Regions from separate parts of the Mus musculus genome. Here all the other regions are linked to region 3. A link is a loop called in an ENCODE intact Hi-C map of the cell type or tissue named here. Cell type or tissue: heart. All regions are shown on one strand. Region 1 overlaps Tom1l2 (target of myb1-like 2 (chicken)). Region 2 overlaps Tom1l2 (target of myb1-like 2 (chicken)). Region 3 holds the start of Mir6921 (microRNA 6921).

Region 1 (8,000 bases), 51 kb after region 3:
GTAGGTGTGATCAGCATCTGGGACAAAGGACCAGAAGGAACAGTCTGACTAGGTGTACACAGAGGGGCTTGTTTGGTTTGAATTTTAGAGGGTTTATTGTAGATGCACAGGTGGGGCTCAAAAGAGCAGAGTTGTGTGGCAAAGAGGGGTGCTTTAGGTAAGAGTGGAAAACACCAGTGTACCAGAGAAAGCATGCTTAGGCTCTGGCCAGCATCTGAAAGAAAGAAAGAAAAAAAAAACGGAAAAGAAGACAGGCTTGACTCAAGGTGGGCAGACCTAAGTGAACCATGGCAGCTCCGAGACTGCACCCTTCATTTATTTGTTTGTTTATTTATTTGTTTGTTTGTTTTTATAGGTCAGGGATAGTGACACATGCCTTTAATCCTAGCACTTAGGAGGTACAGGCAGGAGATCTTTATGAGTTCAAGGCCCGCCTGTTCTACAAAGTTTGTGCCAGGACAGCCAGGACTACATAGAGAGATCCTGTTTTAAAAACAAACAAACAAATAAACAAACACAACAACAACATCAACAAAACCTCCCACAAGATTTGCAGGAGCCAGAGGAGTGAAGGACACCAGAACAAGTCCCACAGGTCCTCTATGTGAGTCTGTGCTAGGTCCTCTGCATGGGTCTGTGCTAGGTCCTCTGCGTGGGTCTGTGCTAGGTCCTCTGCGTGGGTCTGTGCTAGGTCCTCTGCGTGGGTCTGTGCTAGGTCCTCTGCGTGGGTCTGTGCTAGGTCCTCTGCATGGGTCTGTGCTAGGTCCTCTGCGTGGGTCTGTGCTAGGTCCTCTGCATGTGTCTGTGCTAGGTCCTCTGCGTGGGTCTGTGCTAGGTCCTCTGCATGGGCCTGTGCTAGGTCCTCTATGTGAATCTGTGCTAGGTTCTCTGCATGGGTCTGTGCTAGGTCCTCTGCGTGTGTCTGTGCTAGGTCCTCTGCATGTGTCTGTGCTAGGTCCTCTGCGTGGGTCTGTGCTAGGTCCTCTGTGTGGGTCTGTGCTAGGTCCTCTGTGTGGGTCTGTGCTAGGTCCTCTGTCTGTATGTTATGGTGTTAACTTGGTGTTTTAGCTGGACTCCTAACAGTAGGAGTAGGGGGTGGTGTCTCTGACTCTTTGGCCTGCTCTTGGGACACCTCTCCTCCTCCTCACCTTGGTATGAGGGTTTGTGTCGAGTCTTATCCCACCTTATATGCTGAACTCAGTTGATATCCCTGGGAGACCTGCTCTTTTCTGAAGGGACAGAGGAGGAAGGAATGGATCTGAGGGAGAGGGGGTGGGGACTGGGCGGAGTCAAAGGAGGTATTGAAAAAAATAAATAAAACAAAAACAAAACAAAAAGAGAACTAGAAAGACTACATGGGCATGGTGGTGGGTAACTGTAATCTGAGCATTTGGGGAGAGACTGGGGCAGGAAGGTCAAGAGTTCAAGGCCAGTCTGAGACACGTGTGTGTGTGTGTGTGTGTGTGTGTGTGTGTGTGTGTGTGTTGCAGAGGTGCTTCTGACATCTTTGTAATGCAGCCCAATGGGCTTATGGGCAGCAGTCACACATCACACATTATTTCCTGCTGTACATCTCCAGTGAAGGGTTACATGGAACTACTGGGTTAGAGAGCCTCCAAAGCAAACAGTGCCTGTGTTCTGTTCTTACTTATGTCATAGCACTGTCCTCTGACAAACTTATACAGAAACCTGCCAGTCAGCAGAGTGAGTGGCTACAGCCTCCAAGGGGCTCACACTGCTGTCAGGCTCCTTTAATGGAGAAGGCTGGCCTAGAGTCAAAGCAAGCCACAACCCTGGGCCAATTGGGAAGTGCCTAAATCGGTACAGATGGGAGCAGTTTTCCACACTACCCACGTAAAGCTAGGTCCAGAAGAAACCAAAAAAAAAAAACCAACTTTGTCCTGTGGGAGGCTTCGGGAAGAAAAAAGAGGGTTCAAGTTTATCACTTTAAGTGGTTTGGCTGCAGGAAGAAGTGAAGAAAAGTGTGTTTCCCCAGAGAAACAGTGCTCACATCCAGCCTACTTCACTCAATACCCCAGAAGTACTGACATTTACAAAGGGAATGATCTTTTTTCAAGACTAGAAATAGAGGAAATCCTGTTCTTTAGTAAAGGTTCCCCTCCCCCAGTCCTTTTCAAATTCAAAGGATCATCAAAGGAGCAGGTGCAAACCCTGTCTCAGCCCTCCCTGGGACTCACAGGGAGCAGAGGTGGAGGCTGCAGTCAGCTGCCTGCTCTTCTGTTCTCTGGAGAACAAGAAGCACTTTTTCTGTCATCCAAGAGCAAATGAGCATCTCTGATGACTACTCCCCACCTCTAACACCTCCCAGGCTCCCAGGCTCCTCTCCCTGCTTTGTTTATGAATGAACTTCCTCTGATACACCAATCATCTTCTCAAGGAGAAGACCCCGAGGACTTTGCCCCACCTCTCATAGCGGAGGAAGACATTGTTGAGGTCATCGTTGACGTGCAGCAGCTCCTCGGTGACCTCCTCATTGGACACTCGGGAGATGAGCTCCACTATGCGGTGCTGCATGGCTCGGCAGGTCCTGTTCAATTCCTAGGGAACATATGCACTTCTGGCAGGGCCTGCTGGGAATGCTTTTCTCACATTCCACTGCCTTTGAAAGGATTTGCACTGTTTCTTGAAAGTCACAGAAGGAGTACATGCTTGTTCATAAAATCAGGCGTGTGCAGAATGTGAAGTTAACAGCTTCCTCCTCTCCTGCCTCAGAGGAAGCAAGTAGTTCTGTAGGCTTGCGAGCATGTGCAACCACACACACACACACACACACACACACACACACAATGACGGACACACACATGCACGCATTCACACAGATACCCAGACACACACACAGAGATGCACACTCACACGTGCACACACACACATACACACACACACCTCTGAGCATACACAAGTATGTTAGTACAAGTCATTTTTAAAAAGAATATTTAATGCAAATAAATTTGGAAATCAATATGGGATACCTATAAAGATACAATTTAGTAAGGCTATTTAAGCAGATATATTCCTATAATTCCACTAAAAACAAAACAATTAATTAAACCATCACATACAGAAAAAAGCTTTGGATGGCTGAAATAATACCATAACAACCATTTTGCTTTGTCTTTGTCAGTTAAGCTTTCGCCTGTGTTTGATTTGAGTTATAAAGTTAAACCATCACTCTCTAGTGTTAAGGTTGCACCACACAGCTGGGCAGTGGTGGCACACACTTTTAATCCCAGCACTTGGGAGGCAGAGGCAGGTGGATTTCTGAGTTCGAGGCCAGTCTGGTCTACAGAGTGAGTTCCAGAACAGCCAGGGCTACACAGAGAAACCCTGTCTAAAAAACAAAAAACAAAAAAACAAAAAAAACCCACCAAAAACCAAAAAAACAAAGAAACAAAAAAAACCCTGCAACCAATCCCCCTGAACGACTACCAACAACCAACCAACATCTCAGGGCTCTATCATTATAGAGCCTCTGAAAAGTTCCCAGAATTCCAAACATCACACAGTCACAGAATCATCTGCAGCTGTCAAAACCACCCCTCTGCTGGAGCACAAGACAAATCATAGTCAGCTGCTGTGGTCAGTGTGGAGCAGCCTCATATCCCACACCTGGGATTAAAACAAAAATACTCTCTTATAATGTTTCTGTGTTTTTTTTTTAAGTTTTATTTATTCATTATATGTAAATACACTATTGCTTTCTTTAGACACTCCAGAAGAGGGCATCAGATATCACCACGGATGGTTGTGAGCCACCATGTGGTTGCTGGGAACTGAACTCAGGGCCTTTGGAAGAGCAGTCAGTGCTCTTAACCTCTGAGCCATCTCTCCATCACCTCTGTGTTTTTAAAGAAAACAAAATTCCAGAACTGTCACTGCACAGGGGTTGGATGACTTCAACAGCTAACTACAAATCCTTTTAAAAGCGTTCTCTTTATGTGTGTGTGCCTGAGAGGATGCTTGTGCACCACCTGCACGCAGGTGCTGGTGGAAGCTGGAAGACTGTGTCAGGTCCCCGGGAATTAGAGTCACAGGCAGCTGTGGACTGCACAATGTGGGTGCTGGCAATCAAACCCGAGTCCTCTGCAAGAGTAGTCAGTGCTCCCAACTGCTGAGCTATCTCTTAGGCCCAGTACAAATTATTTTTAAGATAGAAAAGCATGATGCTTTGTGCTTGCTTCTCTTCAACAAAATCTCCTAGGCTCCTTTGCCTACGACTTTGTACAGCCTGCCTCACTTCTTCACATGCATCTCACACTGTACAGAGCTTGCTACCTGCTACTGATGGGTACGTGGCTTGTGGTAATCTTTTTCTTTGGCCAACCCAAACAATGTAATTCATACTTATGCCAATTCTTACATAGTTGGGCAAGTACTTGCATAGCATGAGCTCCTTAGAAATAGAATCTCTCTAGTGAAAGTATTACATTTAGAACACAGATTGGTGGTCAGAATAAAAGGCCCTCCACGAATGGGGCAGTTTGCTTGCATTGCCAGCAATGGCAGGACTGGATCTTATGACAGCGTCATGTAATTTACAGTGGCACATCTGTTAAGTTGCTAGGATCTCAGAAGCACCACAGTTCTCACAGAGTTCTCTGTTGGCCAAAGCTGCACCTGCAACCCTCAGCCACCACAGGAGCTCTCTCAACTCTTCAGAGCAGCATCCCCTTAAGACAGACCCTGTACCTCACACGCTGGTTTATAGGAGCCCTCTTGCCCCAGAGCAAGCTCCTAGCTAGGATCTTGTTTGCAGAGAGCCTTAAGCACTCGCTAGGGACCTGCCCTGTTGTATGTCAAACTAAGGATACTACAGAGGAAACATGGCAGGCTGGTCAGGCTGGCCCCTCAGCCTTCCTGTAGGCCATCAGGGTCGAGGCAGAAGTGAAATACTGTTCCTGGACACTGGGGGGAGCTAATAATCCAGTTAGATATGGGAACAGACACTAAAGCTGGCCAAACTTCTCATAGCTCCACCTCAGCACCGCCTCAGTCTGCAGATAGGTCTTATAGACTACCAGATCTAGTCACAGCAAGCACAGGCAATCTTTGCCTCTTTTTGTCTCATCATCCTACTGTCCTGGCTAGGAGACCTCTCTTCCCATCTTCTCACCACCAAGGACAACATGTAGCAGCATTTTCCAATGCTCCCTAGAGAATGAGTACACAAGGCAGGTGGCCCTCTACCCACTCAGTGCTTCAGCTCTCAATGCTATGACATGTGTGTCCTAGGCCTGACTGCTCTCTCTTCCCATAGTGCTCAGCCTCAGAGTTCCATAACGCCTACTAAGGATCAAGGTCTGGCCTAAATGGATCACCCTGGAAGCACTCAAACACAGGCCAGGAGAGACTTGCACTTAGGTAGCTGAGAGTCTGGTATTTACCTGAACAAAAGATCCTTTGAGCCTCCTTCCGCCCTGGATCTGACCCTTGCAGGGCCTGTCATCCTGTCTGCCCTGCCAGAACAGCACCACACAAGGAACGCCAGTGTCTGGGCCTGCTTCTCTGAACAGAACAGACCCCTCCTCTTGGCTCTCCAAAAATTCCTACCCTAGATTTGGAGAAGGAAGTATGGTCCCTGGAAGAGGCTCTCCAACAAAGGCAAAGTCCACCACAAAGGCCCAGGGCAGGAAAGCAGGACCCTTTCTAATACTTATGGCTAGGCAGCAATCCTTGGGGGCTTGGTTGGAGAAAGAGAAGGAAAAAGTCAGTCAGTTCTCATTCCAACTACAGGCCAATGGCAAGGTGGAAGACCTGCAAGTCAGAGGGCACATGGCATGTTGCTGCAAACAGTTCTAGAGCATCACCTTCTAGAGCCCACCGGTCATCTCCAAACATGTCTTAGACATGGATGAGAGGTGGCCTCACGAACTTACCACACTGCTCAGGGATGGCAAGGGGCTGGCCCTCTGCCAACAATGTCCTTTCCTTTCATTAAACTCCTAACGTATCCTTCCAGACCCCAGGATGTGTCCCTACCCCAGTATGTTATCATATAAATTTTCAAAAATATAGCAAAGTGCTAGGCATGGCACATACCTTTCCAGCACTCGGGAGGGAGGCAGGCAGATCTCTCCGAGTTTGAGGCCAGGCAGCAAGCTCTATATAGCAAGTTCCAGGACAGCTAGAGATATATAGAGACCTTATCTCAAAACAAACAAACAAACAAACAAACAAACACACCATGCAGGTGCTGGAGAGGTGAATCAGCAGTTAAGAGCACTAGCTGTTCTTGTAGAGCCCAGCTTTAATTCTCAAGATCCTTAGTTATTCATATGGTACACATAAATACACACAAAGCACTCATACACCTAAAATAGATATATTTTAAAAATACATATATACAAATGTATGTGGATATATATATAACAAAAGTACAACCACTTAAATTTTACAGTGTCAGCTTTGCCATGTAACTCCCACATATTCACCTCCCTGCCCACTCAGAATGTTTTCTAGAGATCCTGGCAGACCCTCCCTTCACAGAGCTCACACAGCATTCCAGACCTGGACTGCATCTGCTGCCTCTCACTGTCAGTACAGCTCTTATAGCAGAGCCTTCAAGTAACGACTAGCTTGCTCTGCTCCAAAGAGTAGCTGTTAGATTCAGATCCTAGATTCACAGAAGAGCCATGCGGCACACTGCAGAGTGTCTTAGACACTGCAGTGTTAGGCATTGTGGTATATGCTTATGATCTCAGGAGGCTGAGGCAGGTGGGTTGCAAGTGAGAGGCCATACAAGACAGCATAATGCAATGCTGTCTCTCGGCAAAATCAAAACCAAGCAACTAACCAAAACTCATGGCTGCAGCTCTTAAAGCATCAGGGTCCCACCTACAAAGGAAGAGAGCAAGGCTGTGATGGCTTCCACCACAGAGCCCCACCCAGAAAGGATGCTGAGGACTAAGCAGCAGCAGCAGCAGCGCACGCAGGAATGGCTAGAGATATTCTCCATACTCATAGGTCTGATCCCAGACCTCTGCAGAGTTGGAGGAAGACTTCCATTACTTTCAAGCCCATTAGGAAAATGCTAGAGGCCTGCTGAAGGAAAGAACAGACAAGTGCGCTCAGACACTAACACAAGAAGCACCTGCTTTGACCGCATTTGCTGCCTCTCTCACCACTCCTCCTGCCAGGGTTATAGGAAGGGAAACCTCTCTCCAGAGTCTCACAGGCCACACTGTGGAAGACTCCTCCAGGGCTGTCACAAGCACTCTGCCCAGGGACAGGCTCACACATTCCAGCCTTCTGACTCATGGTCTCTGCACATTTCCTGACTTCAACTTTTAAACCAGTGTCTCAAAAAAGGGTAAAAAAGAGATGAAATCCCATATATGTAAAATGAAATCATTACAAAGGATATATTAGCAATCTAAAATTCATGTGTCATGATTCAGTGGTGCATTCTAATTCTAAAGAACAACATGCATTTACTTATGGCTCCCAATTGCCTGTAACTCCAGGTCCAGGGGACATGACACCCTCTCCTGACCTCTGCTGGTACCAGGCACACAAGAGAAACAGACATACAGACAAAACATTTATATGCATAACGTAAAATAATACATCTTTAGAGATGGCTCAGTGGTTAAAATGTGCACTGCTGTTGCAGGGAACCCGAGTTCAGTTCTTAGCACACAAAGGGTGGCTCAAAACCACATAACTCCCAACTCCAGGAGATATGGTGTCCCCTTCTGGTCTTCGTCTGTACTTACATGCACATACCCTCACACAGGCACATCATTAAAAGTTTAAAAAAATCATGTTTAAAAAGAAAAGGAAAAAGAGATGGAGCATAACCTTGGGATTTGTGCCACTCTGTGCCAGCCGACCACCCTCATGGCCTCCCTGGTGTCATCTACCGCCATCACAGAAGGCTGTTGGAGATACCTCAGTCCCCCTCTATTCTTAACCATGAGGAGCAGTGACTGATTCTCTCCTGGGCCAGAGGCCAGCAACTTGTGCAGGTCTTTCTTTCCACC
Region 2 (8,000 bases), 140 kb after region 3:
CTTAAGACTACCCCTATGGAGGGGTAAAAGTTTCGAGACAAACTGAAAGTCACCTTTTTTTTGCTGTTTGTTTGTTTGGTTTGGTTTAGTTTGGTTTGGTTTGGTTTTTTTTTAGTTTTTCGAGACAGGGTTTCTCTGTGTAGCCCTGGCTGTCCTGGAACTCACTTTGTAGACCAGGCTGGCCTCGAACTCAGAAATCCGCCTGCCTCTGCCTCCCAAGTGCTGAGATTAAAGGCGTGCGCCACCACCGCCTGGCACTGAAAGTCATCTTTTGTCTTATAAAATTTATCCTTACATTGCAGGACTGGGAATGAACCTGAAGAACCTGTAATTCAAATACATAAACAAGTAGGACACGACCTACTCAACATCACACAGAAAAGCAGTTTCAGAGTGCTGACCAATCTCGGATGTCCTAGGTCCTCATTTGAGACGTATTTCTCTGTTTCAAATGAGTACCAGGGGCTGGAGGAATGGCCTAGTGGTTAAGAGCACTGACTGCTCTCCCAGAGGTCTGAGTTCAATTCCCAGCAACCACATGGTAGCTCACAACCTTCTGTAATGGAATCTGATGCTCTCTTCTGGTGTGTCTGAAGATAGTGACAACGTACACACATACATGAAATACATAAATAAATCTCAAAAAGAGAGAGAGAGAAAGAGAGAGAACTGGAGAGATGGCTCAGTGCTTAAGGGCACCAAGTGCTCTTCCGAAGGTCCTGAGTTCAAATCCCAGCAACCACATGGTGGCTCACAACTATCTGTAATGGGATCTGATGCCATCTTCTGGTGTGTCTGAAGACAACTACAGTGTACTTACATATAATAAATAAATAAATCTTTAAAAAAGAAAAAGAAGGAAGGAAGGAAGAAATGAATGCCAGAAAAAGCCAAGAAAACAGAAGCTAAAGGTAGTTTTAGGGACCAGTTTCATTTAAGCATCAAACCCGGAGTTAAGCCAAACTGTTCTTCCTACCAAGCAATCTGAATCAGGAGATTAACTTTCAAACAATAAAAGTATTTACCTCCGTGAGTGAGTCAAGAGCCCTTCTACTAAATGGCATCTGGACACTGCCTCATTGAGCCTCTCTACCATAACAAGTAGCCAAAAGAAATGACTGACAAGAAACTGTGGGTAAATAGAAAGCCCCGTGGGTGGGTGTCATGAAACTGACTCAGTGTGGGACTTGGGAAAGCTCCCACCAAGGCAGGAGAAGCACATGTTGCCTTTGTTCAGATTCCTGGCACAAACTGGAGTGGCTTCTTTTGCTTTGCATTTTCTTTGTGGGAGGGAGTTTTGTTTTGTTTTCTGAGACAGGGTCTTTCTGTGTAGCCCCAGTTGTCTGGAACTCACTAGGTAGACCAGGCTAGCCCCTGAACTCAGAAATCTGACTGCCTCGACTTCCAAGTGCTGGAATTAAAAGCATGTGCCACCATGTCCAGCCTGGATGAGATTACAGGCAGTGGGGGACCCTGAGATAGCTTCAGCAGGAGAGCTAATTGCCACAAAAACCAAGGCAGGTTCAAAAGGTTGGAACTTTCAGTCCATAACAACCCCACCCCATGGAAGGGTGTGGCTCTGAAGCTGAGCAAGCCAGGGACAATGATGTGTAACCAACCATGGCTACCCTGCTGATGCCTCCATAGACCCTGACGGATGGGCTGTAAGAGCCCAGACTGGAGCATGTAGACATACAGGGAGATGTGGACACAGAGGCCTCGGGCTCATCCTCCTTTTCCTGTCCACGCACTGTTTCACTTGGCTGTTCGTGGGCTGAATCCTTTGCATCAGGGTGAGCAGAGAGCAAGCTGAGGTCTATAAGCTGCTGTGGCTATCAAGCAGGAAGAAGGTGTCATAAGAGTTCCCACCTCAGAACTGGCTACTCAGAAGCACAGGGGCAGTGACCAAGGCTCATTGATGCACGAAGAAGGATAGTTGTATAGGAGTCAACCCCTACCCAACGGGGTCTGCACCCACTCCAAGCGGTGGTAGAACTGAGCAGAGTCATAGGACTCCCGGTTGGTATCAGGGGTAGTTTTCACATTTTGGTGTCAGAAGTGTTTGTGAGGGTAAAAACAGCATAGACCTACCCTCTCTGGGTCTGTTTCCCCTATATAAATGAGAGAGACCACAGGAAGCCGGGGCTCCTTTATCTGGAACCCTATGATTGTTTGAGTTGCTGGTCTAGGAATTTCCAAAGTTGGGGCTGGAGGGGTGGTTCAGTGGTTATGATCACTTGCTCTCAAAGGACACACACGGTAGCTCAACCACCTGTAACTCCAGGTCCAGGGGATTGATGCCCTTCTCTGACCTCAGCAGGCTCCTGGTATGCCTGTGGTGCATACACACACATGCAAGCAAAACACTCATACACATGAAGTAGGAAGTGGAGAAGAGGAAGAAGAGGAGGAAGAGGGAGAAGAGGAGGAGGAGGAGAGGTGGAAGAGGAATCATTTCGGAAGTTAACCTAAGAATCTGATTCTCTCTCTGGAAGGCACTAGCAAATTCAGCTTTCAAATTCCCCAGCAATACAATGTCCCAGGCCACATTTCCTTTCTTTGACTAGCCATCTGCCAGAACTCTATGATTTATCTCAGGAGTAGCAGCAAAAGAAAAGGGAGGGGGGGCTGGTGCTTAATAGTATTCCTACTCGGGTCCCTGTTCTCGTCACCAGCTTTCAAAGATTCACAGCCCAATTTTCTGAGATGAAATCTGTCTCTGAAGTTGATTGTGGTGACTCACATTTATAGGCAAAGAGATTATTGCATTAGTTGAAGGCCAGCCTGGGCTACAGTGTGTTCCAGACTAGTTTGGGATATAATGAGTTGTTCTCAATTGCACTGATTTAAAATATAAAACCCCACAGATAATTGTTGGCATGCCTCCCAGACTACCAAGACAGCACTAATGGTTAAAGCAGCAACTGGCAGCCGGGCGTGGTGGCTCATGCCTTTTAATCCCAGCACTTGGGAGGCAGAGGCAGGAGAATCTCTGAGGTAGAGGCCAGTCTGGTCTACAAAGTGAGTTCCAGGACAGCCTGGGCTACACAGAGAACCCCTGAGAAACCAGAAAACAACAATAACCAGCAGCTGGCATCTCCTCTCCATCCACCCACAACCATAGTTCTTCAACAAAATCAGAGAGTGGAGTCCGTGGCTTGTCCTGCTGGAAAGTCTCAGGGCTGCTGAAGGAAGCACACTCTCGAGTCAATCCTCAGAACACACGTGGGCGGAGGACTCTTGCTCTCACAATCCTACCAGGAAGAACTGGGTGAACCAGTACTGATGTGAGGACTAATCTGGGTTAAGACAACTATTCCTAGATTCCAGCCACTGAAGTAATTCAGACATCCATTCGCTCAGTCATACAAATAATCACTAAGCCATTCTGTTTAGGAGCCAAGTGTAGTGAAAAGTTCGGTTTCTTTAAAAACCCACTTATGCTATGTGAATATGTTTTTGTTTTAATCTCAGGTGTGGAATATGGGGCTGCTTCAGATTGTCCACAGTGGATAACTATGATTATCCTGTGCTGTGTGTGTATGTGTGCGTGTGCGTGTGCGTGTGTGTGTGTGTGTGTGATTTTTGCCAGGTGCAGAAAGTTTACCTCTAGGACTCTTGAAGAGAGTATAAATAGGAGAGCCCAGAGGGCCAGGGGCAGCAGCTGCTCCCCCTGCTGCCAGTTCCTGCTATTGCACTTGTCATTGCTGGATTGCTGGGTTCTGGATTGCTGGGTTGCTGGGTTGCTGGTTGGAGATACAACAAAGATGTTGGATTTGCCCCAGAGAACTCAACACCCCAGGTCAGCAGGAAGTAGTCTAAAGAGGTCTATGCCCCTTTTCCCCGCTAACCTTTTTTCTCTCCAGCCTAGTACTAGGAGATTAGAAGGGATTAGGGTGGAACACAGATAGAAAGGTGGCAGATACAAGAGCCCAATAAAGTAGCACAAAAAAAGTGCCTACAGTCAAGCGGGAGAAGTCCCCACTCTGGCACTTATAAACCATGAGCCTTGAGGATGGTCCTTCAGTTCTATGCATCTCAGCCCAATTTTCTGAGATGAAATCCGTCTCTGAAGCTAGATGTGGTGGCTCACATTTATAATCTCAGCATCAGGAGTTTTAGGCAAAGAGGTTATTGCATTGGTTGAAGGCCAGCCTGGGCTACAGTGAGTTCCAGACTAGTTTCAGATAGAGTGAGTTTTTTTTTTAAAGATTTATTTATTATTATAAATAAGTATACACTGTTGCTGCCTTCTGACACACCAGAAGAGGGCATCAGGTCTTATTTCAGGTGGTTGTGAGCCACCATGTGGTTGCTGGGATTTGAACTCAGGACCTTCAGAGGAGCAGTCAGCACTCTTAATTGCTGAGCCATCTTGCCAGCCCGAGTGAGTTGTTCTTTTTTTTTTTTTTTTTTTTTTTTTTTTTTCTTTTTTTTGGTTTTTTGAGACAGGATTTCTCTTTATAGCCCTGGCTGTTCTGGAACTCACTTTGTAGACCAGGCTGGCCTTGAACTCAGAAATCCGCCTGCCTCTGCCTCCCGAATGCTGGGATTAAAAGCATGCGCCACCACGCCCGGCGAGTGAGTTGTTCTTGATTGCACTTAATTTAAAAAATAAAACCCCAAAGAGAATTTTTGACATGCCTCCCAGACTACCAAGACAGCACTAATGGTTAAAGCAGCCGCTGGCAGCCGGGTGTGGTGGCTCATGCCTACTTTAGAGGTAGAGCCAGTAAAATATGAGTCATGCCAGGGACAGTGATGTGCACTGTAGTCTCTGCTGCGTAGGTGGCTGGGCTGACAGGATCACTTGATCCCCGGGGTTGAAGGTCACTCTGAGTAACATATCAAGTCCATGTCTCTATAAGACAAACAAAGCCGGGCGTGGTAGTGCACGCCTTTCATTCCAGCTCTTGGGAGGCAAAGGCAGGTGGATTTCTGAGTTCGAGGCCAGCCTGGTCTAGAGAGTGAGTTCCAGGACAGCCTGGGCTATACAGAGAAACCCTGTCTCCAAAAAAAAAAAAAAAAACAAACCAAACCAAACAAAAAGACAAACAAACAATATCATGTATATGAATGACATTACCTACCTGGAATTTTGTGAGAATTAAAGAAAATTAAGTTTGTAAGATATTTAGCCAAGAAGAGCTAGGGACATAGCTCAGTGGTTCAGTGCCTAGCATGTGCAAGGCCCTGGATTTGAACTCCAGCATCATAAAACCAAACAAACAAACTAACAAAAAAAACCAAGGTACTTCTCTGGGGACCACAGGGTACGAGGGGTGGAAAAGTTAAACCCAGAAGTAGAGCAGGGGATGCGGAACCGGAAGGCATAGCAGAGTCAGCCGACTAGATACGAGTCAAAGGCCACAGGAAAACCCACTAATTAAAAAATAAATTGTGAAGCCTGGTGTGGCAGTGCATTTATAAGCCCAGCACTGGGAGACAGAGACAGGCAAGTTTTGGAGGATCACCCAGCAAGTGTAGCCAAAATGGAGAATACCAAGTTCAGTGAAATTCTGTCTCCAAAAAAAGAAAGTAGATGGGCTAGCAAGATGGCTCAGCAGGGGAGGGCATTCGCTGCTACCAAGCCGGATGACCTGAGTTGAATCCCCAGGACCCACCTGCAGAATAACAGGACCAACTCCCACAGTCTATCTTTTTGTTTGTTTGTTTTCTGTTTTTGTTTTTGTTTTTGTTTTTTTGGTTTTTCGAGACAGGGTTTCTCTGTATAGCTCTGGCTGTCCTGGAACTCACTTTGTAGACCAGGCTGGCCTTAAACTCAGAAATCCACCTGCCTCTGCCTCCCAAGTGCTGGGATTAAAGGCGTGCACCACCACCGCCAGGCTTCACAATTTATCTTTTAACTTTCCCATGTGCACAATGGTGCATGCACTCATACACTTCCACACACAATAAATAAATAAATGTAATAATAAAATAAGGTAGAAAGTGGTAGAGAAAAACACCAGATGTTGACTCCTGGCCACCACATGTACAAGTGTGGGCAAACATCCCCCCTACACACACACACACACACACACACACACACACACACACACACAGTCCTCAGTGGGATATCTGTATCTCCCTTTCCAAGTCTCAGAGAACACCAAGGAAAAAGTACTGTCTACTATTGTCTTCTAGGTGTGACATGCTATTGCACTTTTAAAATATTTTATATTTCATGAGTGTGTGTGTGTGTGTGTGTGTGTGTGTGTGTGCTGTTCCTGAACATGCATACAATTGCCATGGCATGTATGTGGAGATTAAAGGACAGTTGTGGTGGTTAGTTCTGTATTTCCATCCAGTGAGTCCTGGGGATTGAACTTAGGTTCTCAGATTTGATGGCAATTGCCTTCACCTTCTCTTAAACTCACAGAGGTTGTGATCACAGGCAAATGATTGGGCCCAGCACCATTGTGCCATGAAGATGGAGGGCCTCAGGAGGCCTTGCCCATCCCTGAGAGCTCACTAACAGTTAACAGCTGTTATGGGGAGAAGTTCACCAGGGTCCATTCCTCTTTGAGTATTTATAGGCAGGAAATGGTTGCTGGAGGAGGGAGAGACTGTTTTAGTGGTGCCCACACAAGTAAGTTACTTGCGCTTTTGTAAGTAATTCTAATTAAACTCACTGGCTCACAGAAACAAAAAACCCAGAAAAGTAAGAGGAGGGCCTAACTGGAGAGAGCAAGGCAAGGAGCAGGAAGAAAATGAGAGGAAAATGGAGGCTGATACACTCAAATACAGCACATGCTATAAGGGGAGCCTGATGATATGTATGGCCAATACATGCTAAGAGAAAACTTTTTTTGACAGGCTGGGCATGGTAGCTCACACCTGTAATCCCAGCACTTGGAAAACAGATGTGGGTAGGTCTCTCTGAGTTTCAGGCCAGCCTGTTCTACACAATTCTAGACTAGCCAGGGCTATACAATGAGACCTTGTCCAGCCCCACAAAGGGAAAAAAGGTATTTCACCACCCAGCATATGGAGAGGAGCCAGGCTAGCTAGTCCTCATAACCCCAAGTGTTTTATCCTTAGGCTCCACTAAGGAAGAAATAAAAGCATGGCACCAAAGGCAAAAGCAGCAAAAGACAGGCTGGACTAAAAACTGCTCACTGAAGGACAGGAGCAACAAATTAAAAAGTGTCCTACAGAGAGTGGTGGACATCTGCTGTGGGCTGATACCAAGACTACACAGGAAATTCCTAAAACTGAACAAAATTAACATCTCAAAACCTAGGTAAAGAACTTGAGCAGATCTTTCTCCAAGAAGATAGTCAATAACAACATGGAAAGATGTTCAACATCATGAATCATTAGGGAAATACAAATCAAAACCACAATTAAGGGCTTGCACTTAGGAGATCTTACCTTCAACAATGCACAGCACCGTAAGAAACAAACAAACAAACAAACAAAAACAAAAAAATAAAAGGAAGGAAGGAAGGAAGGAAGATTAGGAGAGAGCATACCTCGCCCAGTGCATGGACATTACAAAGGAAAGCAGCAGATCTGAGAACAATTGTTAATAAAGATGGGGGATGAAGTTTGCATGCTACTGAGGGGAGGTAAAGTGCTGTACCTGGGAGACCAGCAAGGTGGATCCTCAAAAATCTACAAGTGGGGCTGAGGTAGAGCTCAGTAGTAAAGCACTCACCTGGCACATGTGAAGTCCCTAGGCCAATGCCCCCAGGGCCACCAAAACTTAAAAATGAATTACCATATTACCTACCAATTTCACTTCTGGGTATATATCTAAACACATGTAAAACAAAGACAAACAGATATTTGCACACGTATGTTCATAGTAGCATTACTAACAGCAGCAAGAAGCAGAAGGAACTTAAATGTCCATCAGTGGGTGCACACAATGGAATGTGACAAAGCCTTTAAAAGGAAAGACAAACTGACATGCTCTAATACATGAACTTTTAAGAAATTGTGCTATGTGAAACAGACATGAAAGGACAGATCCTGGATGGTTCTTCATACGA
Region 3 (8,000 bases):
AGATAGTGTGCTTATAAAGAAAGCCATTCTCTCTGAGCTGGAGGAACGTGGGGAAGATTCCAGATGGGCAACATTGGAGCCAGGCCCCAAACATCAGATGCCTTAAGCCATGCCTGGTTAGTTCAGGACTGCAGAGCAGGCCTTGAACACTCAACAGAAATCTCAGACTCAATAGATCTGAGGCTGAGAGGGGCCTGGGGCGGTGAGACACCAGCCTGACAGGCTGATGAGCCAGCAGTCCCAGCAGGGGAGGGTGGTTGTCTGGTAAAGGTGGAGCCATACATGCTAGAGACTGCAGGACAGAATTCACAGGCCTTACAATGGGAGAGCAGGCATGGGGCGCCTGGTTTCCTCACTTTACAATGTTGATCTGGGCAGGGCTAGCATGGGAAGATTGGGCATTTATAGCTGGGTTAAGCTCCTGACCCTTCCATACCCAGTTTGGTGGCTTCTTAGTACCTTCTGGGCCAGTGCTGTCTGCTTCAGGTGGTTGGCCTAGCACATCCCCTGATAGTAGCGGGGCCCTAACAAGGAACAAGGCTTGTAGCTTGTTTTTTGTTGGCCAAAGGTGGGTCACATAAAGCTCCGGTTTGGAGGGTGGGTGGGGACTACAGAGCCAGGTAGCCGAGGGTAGGGCACGGTAGGAGGCAGTCTCTGCCATTGGGCTCCTGACCTCAGCATTGGGGCTTGATGGGGGACTCTGAATAGCTATCAGGGAGGTGGAGCCCTGGGAAACAGCAGTCATGGCAAATGACAAGGTCAGAGTGCCTGGCCACGTGGCTAGGAGTACAGGAATAATATACCACATGGGCCAGCCACTCCTAGGTGTCCTCAGACTCCTAGGTTGCTAGAAAGGACTGGAAACCCCCTTTTGCCTCTCACAAGAGCATAGCAGCTATAGCACAGGATCCAGTTTAAACATCTGTATTCAGTCCCAAAGCTACCCCCACCCCAGTTCCTGCTCTCAGCTGAGCTGACTGGGAAGTAGCAAGGCCCCACTGTTAGCAAGCACCCGTAGGTTATAGCTAAACCTTGGTCCAGTGTAGGTGCAGTCCCAAACGTGTGTGCCTGCGTGCACCCACCCCCAGCAGTTGGCCCTAGAAGACAACCTCTCCTGCAGCTTTCTCAAGTGACATCCACCTCCCTCCCCTCTGGGTGGAGAAGAGGGAAGGAAACAGGAAGTTCTGCACCATCCCTAGTGTGAGATGGGAGGCGATGTCTGGGAAGGTGAGCCCCGATCAGTAGCCGAGAAGGGAGCAATGATGGACCCAGGAGGCCTGTAGGTAGAGCGGACACCAGAGGACAATGGCTAGGTTTTCTTATGGCAGCTGGCAAGGACTCATGATAGCAGCACACTGCCCTGGGTAGGAATAACAACTGGCTTGCTTAGCCATCCTTTGTGGACATCTGGGGGATTCATCTAGACCTGGACCTTGTAACCTCCTACTGCTGTCTCTTAAGAATAAGCCCTTCCGTGTGGAACATTTCCTCTGAACGTGAAGAAGGATCATGAGAGCACACAGTAGGTGACATTGTGATTGATCTACAATATAGAGGCTGAGATTCTGTAGCTGACATTTCAGTCAAGACCTGAGACTCCACTCTGCAGTTGTCAGTCACCCAAGCAATCATGGGGTGCTTTCTGAGCATGGACCTCTCCTGGCCACTGTGCAGGAGGTTGGGTCAGGAGTGGGCATGTCTGAGAATGAGTGTTCCTTCTCCTTTGGGGAGACCTGGGTAGGAGGGAGATGGCCAGGTAGTGGTGGCCAGGGTGGGGGTGGGGCAGGGGGGGTGTCTAGGAGTGGAGGCCAGGAAGGGACATAGCAGGGTAGAGGCAGAGGGGCTGCACCTCTGGGGGGATTTGGACTAATGAGGGTTCTGAGCAAGACCAGGGCATCAGAACTAACACTGGCAGCCAGCCGGCTCTGCATCACCACAGAAACTTTTCTTTGCTCACAGGTTGCACGTTCATTGAGGAGAATTTTACTTTGAAGTGCCCCAAACATAAGGTAGGTGAGCAGGCTCCCCAGAGAAAGCATTCCCTACCTAACCCAGTTTCTCCCTGCCCTGCCAGAGAGTAGGGAGGGGTGCAGGCTGGGTCCTAAAGTTACTTTGCCAGTCTAGGGTGATTGCACAGTTCTTGTGGAAGGACAGGGGTGGCAGCGGCTGGTGATAACAGTAACGGGCTGTCCCTCCCACAGAGGCTGCCGTTGTAATCCCCGTGTGGCCGAAACTCCGAGGAAGAAGAGCTGCGCCCACAGCCGGTCCTTGATCCCATCCAGGGTCTAGGTTCCGGCTGCCTTGGGCGCTGGCGTGAGGCCTAGGTTGCGAAGAAAACCGGGGCCAGGCTTGGCGAAGGCAGGCCAGGGAGTGGCCAGACCCAGGGCACAATGTCTCAGGCGGGGGGCAAGTCCCCTGCAAGTTCTGAAAAAGACGTGGCATGCAAGCTGTGCCCCTGGGAAGAGGCTAGGCTGCTGGCTCAGTGGACGACGTGGGGCAGACCCAAGCCTTTCTTAGAGGCCCAGCGGCGGGGGACATGGCTCAGCACTTGGCATGGATCTGCCCAAGATCGTGGCAGCCTGGGCTCAGGCCAGTCTATCCTTGATGCGGGCTGGCCTGGGGTGGCGCCCTATGGCTTCTGTTTGTCCCCTTTCCAGTCTTCCACCCCACTGTTGGAGCCCCGTCTGGAAGCCTGAGGAGACTGGGCCTGGCTACCCTCTAGCAGATGTGCAGCTGTCCCAGACAAAACACCAACATGGGATTCAGGGACTGCCACTCAGCTCACTCGGCTCATAGGCGGAGACAGTGCTAGATTCGTGTACAAACCTGTGTACCCCTCTATATATATGTTACATAGAATGTATATATGTTGGGAACATGCTCGCTTCTGTGTGTCGCTGCTGTGCGTCGTGTGCTCCACAGCACAGAGCCCTAACCTGGCCTTGGCTGGGGTCGGGGCCAAAGTGATGCCCCTTCCCCGAGCAACTACCACCATCACCACCACCACGGCCAGCCCCCACCTGTCCGTTTGTGTCCTCAGCTCTGTCCACGCTTTAATAGGCCTGATGCAGCCCCTTCTCCCTGCAACGTTCTGTACATATGACTGTAAAATGGTAAACGTGTGTATTATATCTGGCCTCGTTATATAGTGTATATATATGTATACATATACATATATATAATATATATGAAGACTGTAAATGTTAAGACAACTAGTGTTCTTATTAGTATATTGCTTCACACTGAAGATTGTGTGTATCGAGCTGTTTCTAAAAGATGTTTATTTTCCTTAAGAGTTAAAAAAAAAAAAAACAGTCATTGCATTCAGAAAAAAAAAAGTCAATAAAGATACCACGATTGTTTTGGAAGTGTGCGGCCTGTGGATGCCGACCAGATTCCCTAAGGGGTTGGGAGTAGAGGGAAGGGGCCGGGGGACACAAACAGGGTTCCCAGTCTACTCACTAATGGGCCCTGATCCTTCGCCTATGCTGGTGCACAGAGATGACTAGGGAACTGTGTGTGTTTCTGGATATACGGGGTTATTACCTGGTGGAGGGCTGGAAGGCAAAGGAACAACTGAGACCATCAAGGCCCCTCAAGGGTTATGAGCCATGAGATCAGAGGGCCAAGGTGGCTCAACATAGCATCACCAAGCCAGCAAATACACCTTACAACAGATGGGAAGTCCGGCTTCCCAAAGGACAAGCCAGGAAAGATAGCAATCAGCTGAGGCAGACATCTGCCTACCCAGATAAACAAAACTGAAGTTATAAATAATTTCATTTTTTAATATTCTGTACAAAATTTCTCAACCTATGAAAATAAAGTTTGCAAAAGTCAAAGTAGTACATGGGCCTGCCCTGGAGCCAGGCCCAGCCGGATCTACACTATGTACAGGTCTCCCAGGGTGAGCCTCAGCTAGGGAAAAGCCACTAAGGTGCCTACAGAGCAAGAGGGTGCCATCGGGCCAGTGCAGCCTCTGCAATTTCCAGATCTGCCACTAGAGGTCGGCATGGTCCTGATTGCTTGTCAGGCTCACCCTCTGGAAGACCACAGCCAATGACAAAGGTCCTCAAGGGAAAGCTTTGGGGTCTAGCTGGAAGTGACGGTGGTTCCGCCGCCCAGGCGCAGGAGCATCTGCTGGCAGTCCAGCAGTAGCCGGTGATCGCCAAGCTTCTCTACGGTGCGTGCCGCCTCGGCCAGCATGCTCATTCGCTGCCCAGGAGCCGACAGGAAGGCAGGGGGCAGATAGCAGGATGCCAACAGCAGGGCCTCGGTGTGCTCCCGCCATGTGGGCCGTGGCTCCAGCTCAGCTGTAGTGCCTGCACAGATCACATCAAAGGGAGGGAGGCTTAGGTCTGGCCGAGCCCACACCCCATGTGCAGGACAAAGTAGCTGAGCTCTTCCACGTGGAACTCCCAGTCTGGCTGCTTTCTCCACTTGGGCTGGGCACACAGGGGGGCTCAGCTTCTTTCCTATGACTGCCTCAAAAACTGTCATCCCCGCTGATTTCTGTAAGTCAGCTCTCAGTATGTCTCACTAGACCAAGACGGCCCCTGACCCTCACCAGCCCTGTAAGCACAGCCACCTCCTCACCTCCTTTGCCACTGGAACCTGCCCTCCTCCTCAGACTGCGATCCAGGAGCTGGTGTGTCCGGGCAGGACTTGCTCCTGCCATCAGCCGAGCTGTGGCCTCATGTAGGAATACCTGAGAGGCAAGGAGTAGTCACCCGTTTCAGATTTACTGTCCCCCCACTCCCGGCTTCCTACCTCATGCCCCTCAGTGTGAGAACAGTGGGACTCACCCTCCTCATAGCAGGCCGGAAGCTCTGTGCCAACCGCCGCAGGCTGCTCAGGTCATGTTGGAAACCACGCAGCTCCAGAGCAGAGGCCTGGGGTCCATTGCTGGTACCGTGAGCTACCTGGACTGAAGCTGGTGACTGCTGCCGCTGCCACAGACTGGTACGGGCCACAAGAAGTAGATCACACAGGAGCAGCTGCATGGCCTGGGATAGCAGGCAGGGCAGAGGGAGGAGTTTCCCTATGGACATCAAGCTTTCCCTAGCTGAGGGCCACCCTGTCTCAAGGCAGCGTCAGTAAGGGCAGGAAGTCCACAGCACTGGGGCCTGACTCCAGGTTGCATCACTGAAGCACTGCATCTGCCTCAACACATGCACCGCCTCCTGCTACAAGCCCGCAGTCTTCCCAACAATGGCTCCCAACAGGAACCCTGCCAGTCTGCTCCCCACACCCTCCTTCCTGGTGGTGGCGAAACAGTAAAGCCCCCTCTCCCCAAGACTTAAGCCGTCGTTAAAACTGAGGTAAATCCATTTAGCATTATTCTGTACTAACACCAAGAACCTGGAAATGGACAGCTGTGACCCTGGCCTAGACAGGAACCCACCCTACCCCTCACCTTGTCAATGGAACTGCCAGTTGGTGTAGAGGCTAAGCTGTCCCGCAGGTACCCACTGGCCTTCTCACAGATGGCCAGGCTGGCTGGGCTAGATTCCACCTTTCTGTGGTCCAGCAGAGCCCGGGCAGCCTTGAAGGAGTACAGAGCTGCCCTGGGCAGGGGTCTCCTGTTGGGGCCATGGCAGACATAGGAAGTTAGACCAAACTACAGCCCTCCCTGAGATCTCCCGCCACGGTTCTAGACTCCTGGGAGGACAGCACTGTCCTCCTGTACAGATATTTAAGCAAAGTACTGCGGGGCTGACTGGGCGGGAGGGACCTGGCTGGGGACTCACTCAGTGTCCTGCAGCACCTGGGGGATATGCTCTACCAGTGGGTACAAGCGCTCAGCTGCCTCTTCATCCCGCCTCAGCCAGTGGATCACCACAGCTGTCAGTGAGGCCCACCACTTGGCCACTGGGTCTGGGCCTACAGAAGAGGGAAAGGTGCTTGACTTTCAGCCACACTGTATCTGGGTCTGGCAGGAGTCAGGACGGGGGTCTGGAGCTCACCAGTGGTGGCAGCCATGCTGGAGCTGACAGAGAAACTGCAAGCAGGAGCCCCGGCAGCATCAGAACAGCTATTTAGCAACTGCAGATATCCAAGGGCATCTGAGAACTCCCTGAGGCAGGAGAGAGCTGTCAGGACACATAGCAGCAGTCTCGGGTTCTGGGTGAAAATGGCTCTCACCAACCGTCCAACCAAGCATAGTCTGACCCTAGGATTCTACAAAAATACCACCTGTCTGGCTGATAGGGGAAAGCAAGACCCAGAGAGGCTCTGAGAACAGAGTCTGGCTACTCAAGAGGTTGGACAAGGCTTTCCCAGATGCCCTTGTTGTAGGTCTTGCCTGGGAGTGACACAGACAAACTCACCTGTCTCCGTCAGCTGCCCCTGGGCTGGGCTGAGCAATACAGTTCAACGCTCGCTCTAGGAGATGTTCACGGAATAGCCGGGTCACCTGGGCCAGCGGATCCACTGTGAGAAGGGTGAGCAGAACAGAGGTTAGGCACCCTCCTCTCTACAGTCCCCTCCCACACCAATGCCTTAATAAGCTGGGGCCCCAACCCAGAGCTACTTCCTAGTTCCAAACCCTAACAGACAGACAGTGATGGGTCCCTGCCCTCATAAGCTTGATGGGGAAGAAGGGGTAGGCTGTGCACAAGCTACACACTGGAAAGGAGAGCCTATTTAGTCACATACCCATGGCCCTGACTCTGCTCAGGACTCTTCCTAAGACAACAATGGTGTCCCCTAGAGTCACCTCTCATGTCCCCCATTGTCTGCTGACCCATACTGCTTCCTGCTTCTAAAGAACCTTGGCAAAATCCAGCAAAAGCCACCTCATAGCCACCTCACAGCCCCAACCCCACAGGGCAATATAAGCTGGTAAGTGAGGGCATTCAGAGAAGAGGGGACAGTGCAATGTGACATAGGGACAGGGATGAGGCAGGGGTAAGAACAGAACGAGAAAGCACCTGGGTTCCCAGCCACGCTGTACAGGCTCTCCGGGGGGGCACCGTGCACGGCCCAGTCCCCGTCCACAAAGAAACGGTGACCTACAGGGTGGCAGAGCCACTGCATGGCAAGAGGCACCGAGCCGCTCTGTGCTAGGCAGGCCTGGCGGGCGCTGCTCAGGAAGAAACGCTGTAGGGAAGGAACAGAACTGTCACACTGGCTCCCAGTTGGATCCCAGGAGGGCCTACAGCCCACCTGCTAACCACTGCCACATCCTGTTTAGCCCCTTGCCCTGGAAGTGACAGGTTGAGAGTTGTAAAGAGGAGCCCCCAGCCCTGTCCCCATCAGCCTACTCACTGTCAAGAAGTGCAGGGCTCTTGGGAGGCTGGTTTTGACCCTCAGGGCCGCTGCCACATAGATCTCTGCCAGTGTTGCCATGGAGATAGCATCTCCTGCGCACTCAGCCAGGTTGAGGGCACTTAGTGCCAGGTTAGAAGCAGCAAGATGTCCTCCTGTGTACTTGCCTGCAAAGTGGGTGAGGCATGAGGACAGGAGGTGACGGTGTGGTGGGGACCCTCGGAGCCCAGCTCCCAGCCAGCCATACCCATGGCATGCAGCTGGTGCAGCTTATGGTAGACAACAGCCGCATCCCGGGCACTGGCACGGGCATCCTTCCTCAGCCCACGGTCCCTCAGCAGGCCCCCGGCCTGGCCTGCCAGCCAGCGGCCCACCCAGAGACGCTGGAGCAGGTGGCGGATGAGGTTCCAAAGCAGACTGCAGGCCAGATCCAGGTTTGAGGTGGGCAGGGGCCGGCCCAGCGCTTGCAGGGCCAGCCACAGCTGTTGAGCAGCCTGGGGGAAATCTCCCTAGAGAAAAGATTCTCAGTAAGAAAAATGGCAGCAGGGATGGCAGCAGGGTACCCCCTTGTCTGGGCCCCTAGAGTCAGGAGCTCTGAAGGCGGGGGATGAGACAGACTGGAGAAAATGAAGTGAGCAGAGGCACCCAGCACCTTCCAGGCCCGGGGCCCCACCCCGCCTCCTCAGGGTCAGCCCCTTACCCGGGCCAAATCCAGGTCAGCTTGTTTGCGA

What was found. Hi-C counts contacts between places; a loop is a spot of excess contacts. Peaks named below come from ENCODE experiments on the same cell type or tissue, not always from the same donor. Only the 100,000 strongest peaks of a DNase experiment are listed, where the experiment ranks them.
Region 1: a loop joins it to region 3, with 1.9 times the contacts of the local background. A loop is called at or near these places in 2 of 42 quality-filtered maps.
Region 2: a loop joins it to region 3, with 2.2 times the contacts of the local background. A loop is called at or near these places in 2 of 42 quality-filtered maps.

What each region holds. Positions count from the first base shown.
Region 1 is chr11:60,246,506-60,254,505 of GRCm38, forward strand. It overlaps Tom1l2 (target of myb1-like 2 (chicken)), which reads right to left. Exons shown (of 15, transcript NM_153080.3): 8 at 2,426-2,559. Among named protein-coding and RNA genes, the nearest start is that of Gm38501, 8.3 kb to the right of the region's middle. In heart, CTCF peaks have their summits at 4,921 (motif pointing right) and 7,610; DNase peaks (open chromatin) are centred at 1,787 and 4,953; H3K27ac peaks cover 1,018 bases.
Region 2 is chr11:60,334,812-60,342,811 of GRCm38, forward strand. All of the region lies in intron 1 of Tom1l2 (target of myb1-like 2 (chicken)), which reads right to left. Among named protein-coding and RNA genes, the nearest start is that of Tom1l2, 14 kb to the right of the region's middle. In heart, a CTCF peak has its summit at 3,680 (motif pointing left); no DNase peak of the experiment used is centred here.
Region 3 is chr11:60,195,830-60,203,829 of GRCm38, forward strand. Rai1 (retinoic acid induced 1) reads left to right here. Exons shown (of 6, transcript NM_009021.2): 5 at 1,960-2,009; 6 at 2,202-3,366. The coding sequence ends at 2,216. It overlaps Srebf1 (sterol regulatory element binding transcription factor 1), which reads right to left. Exons shown (of 19, transcript NM_011480.4): 9 at 7,970-8,000; 10 at 7,517-7,778; 11 at 7,270-7,436; 12 at 6,933-7,101; 13 at 6,330-6,432; 14 at 5,967-6,076; 15 at 5,751-5,883; 16 at 5,417-5,582; 17 at 4,806-5,006; 18 at 4,597-4,708; 19 at 3,255-4,322. The coding sequence ends at 4,093. Mir6921 (microRNA 6921) reads right to left here and starts at 4,788; the gene lies at 4,709-4,788. Mir6922 (microRNA 6922) reads right to left here and starts at 6,498; the gene lies at 6,433-6,498. In heart, no CTCF peak of the experiment used is centred here; DNase peaks (open chromatin) are centred at 732, 2,483 and 4,002; H3K27ac peaks cover 2,214 bases.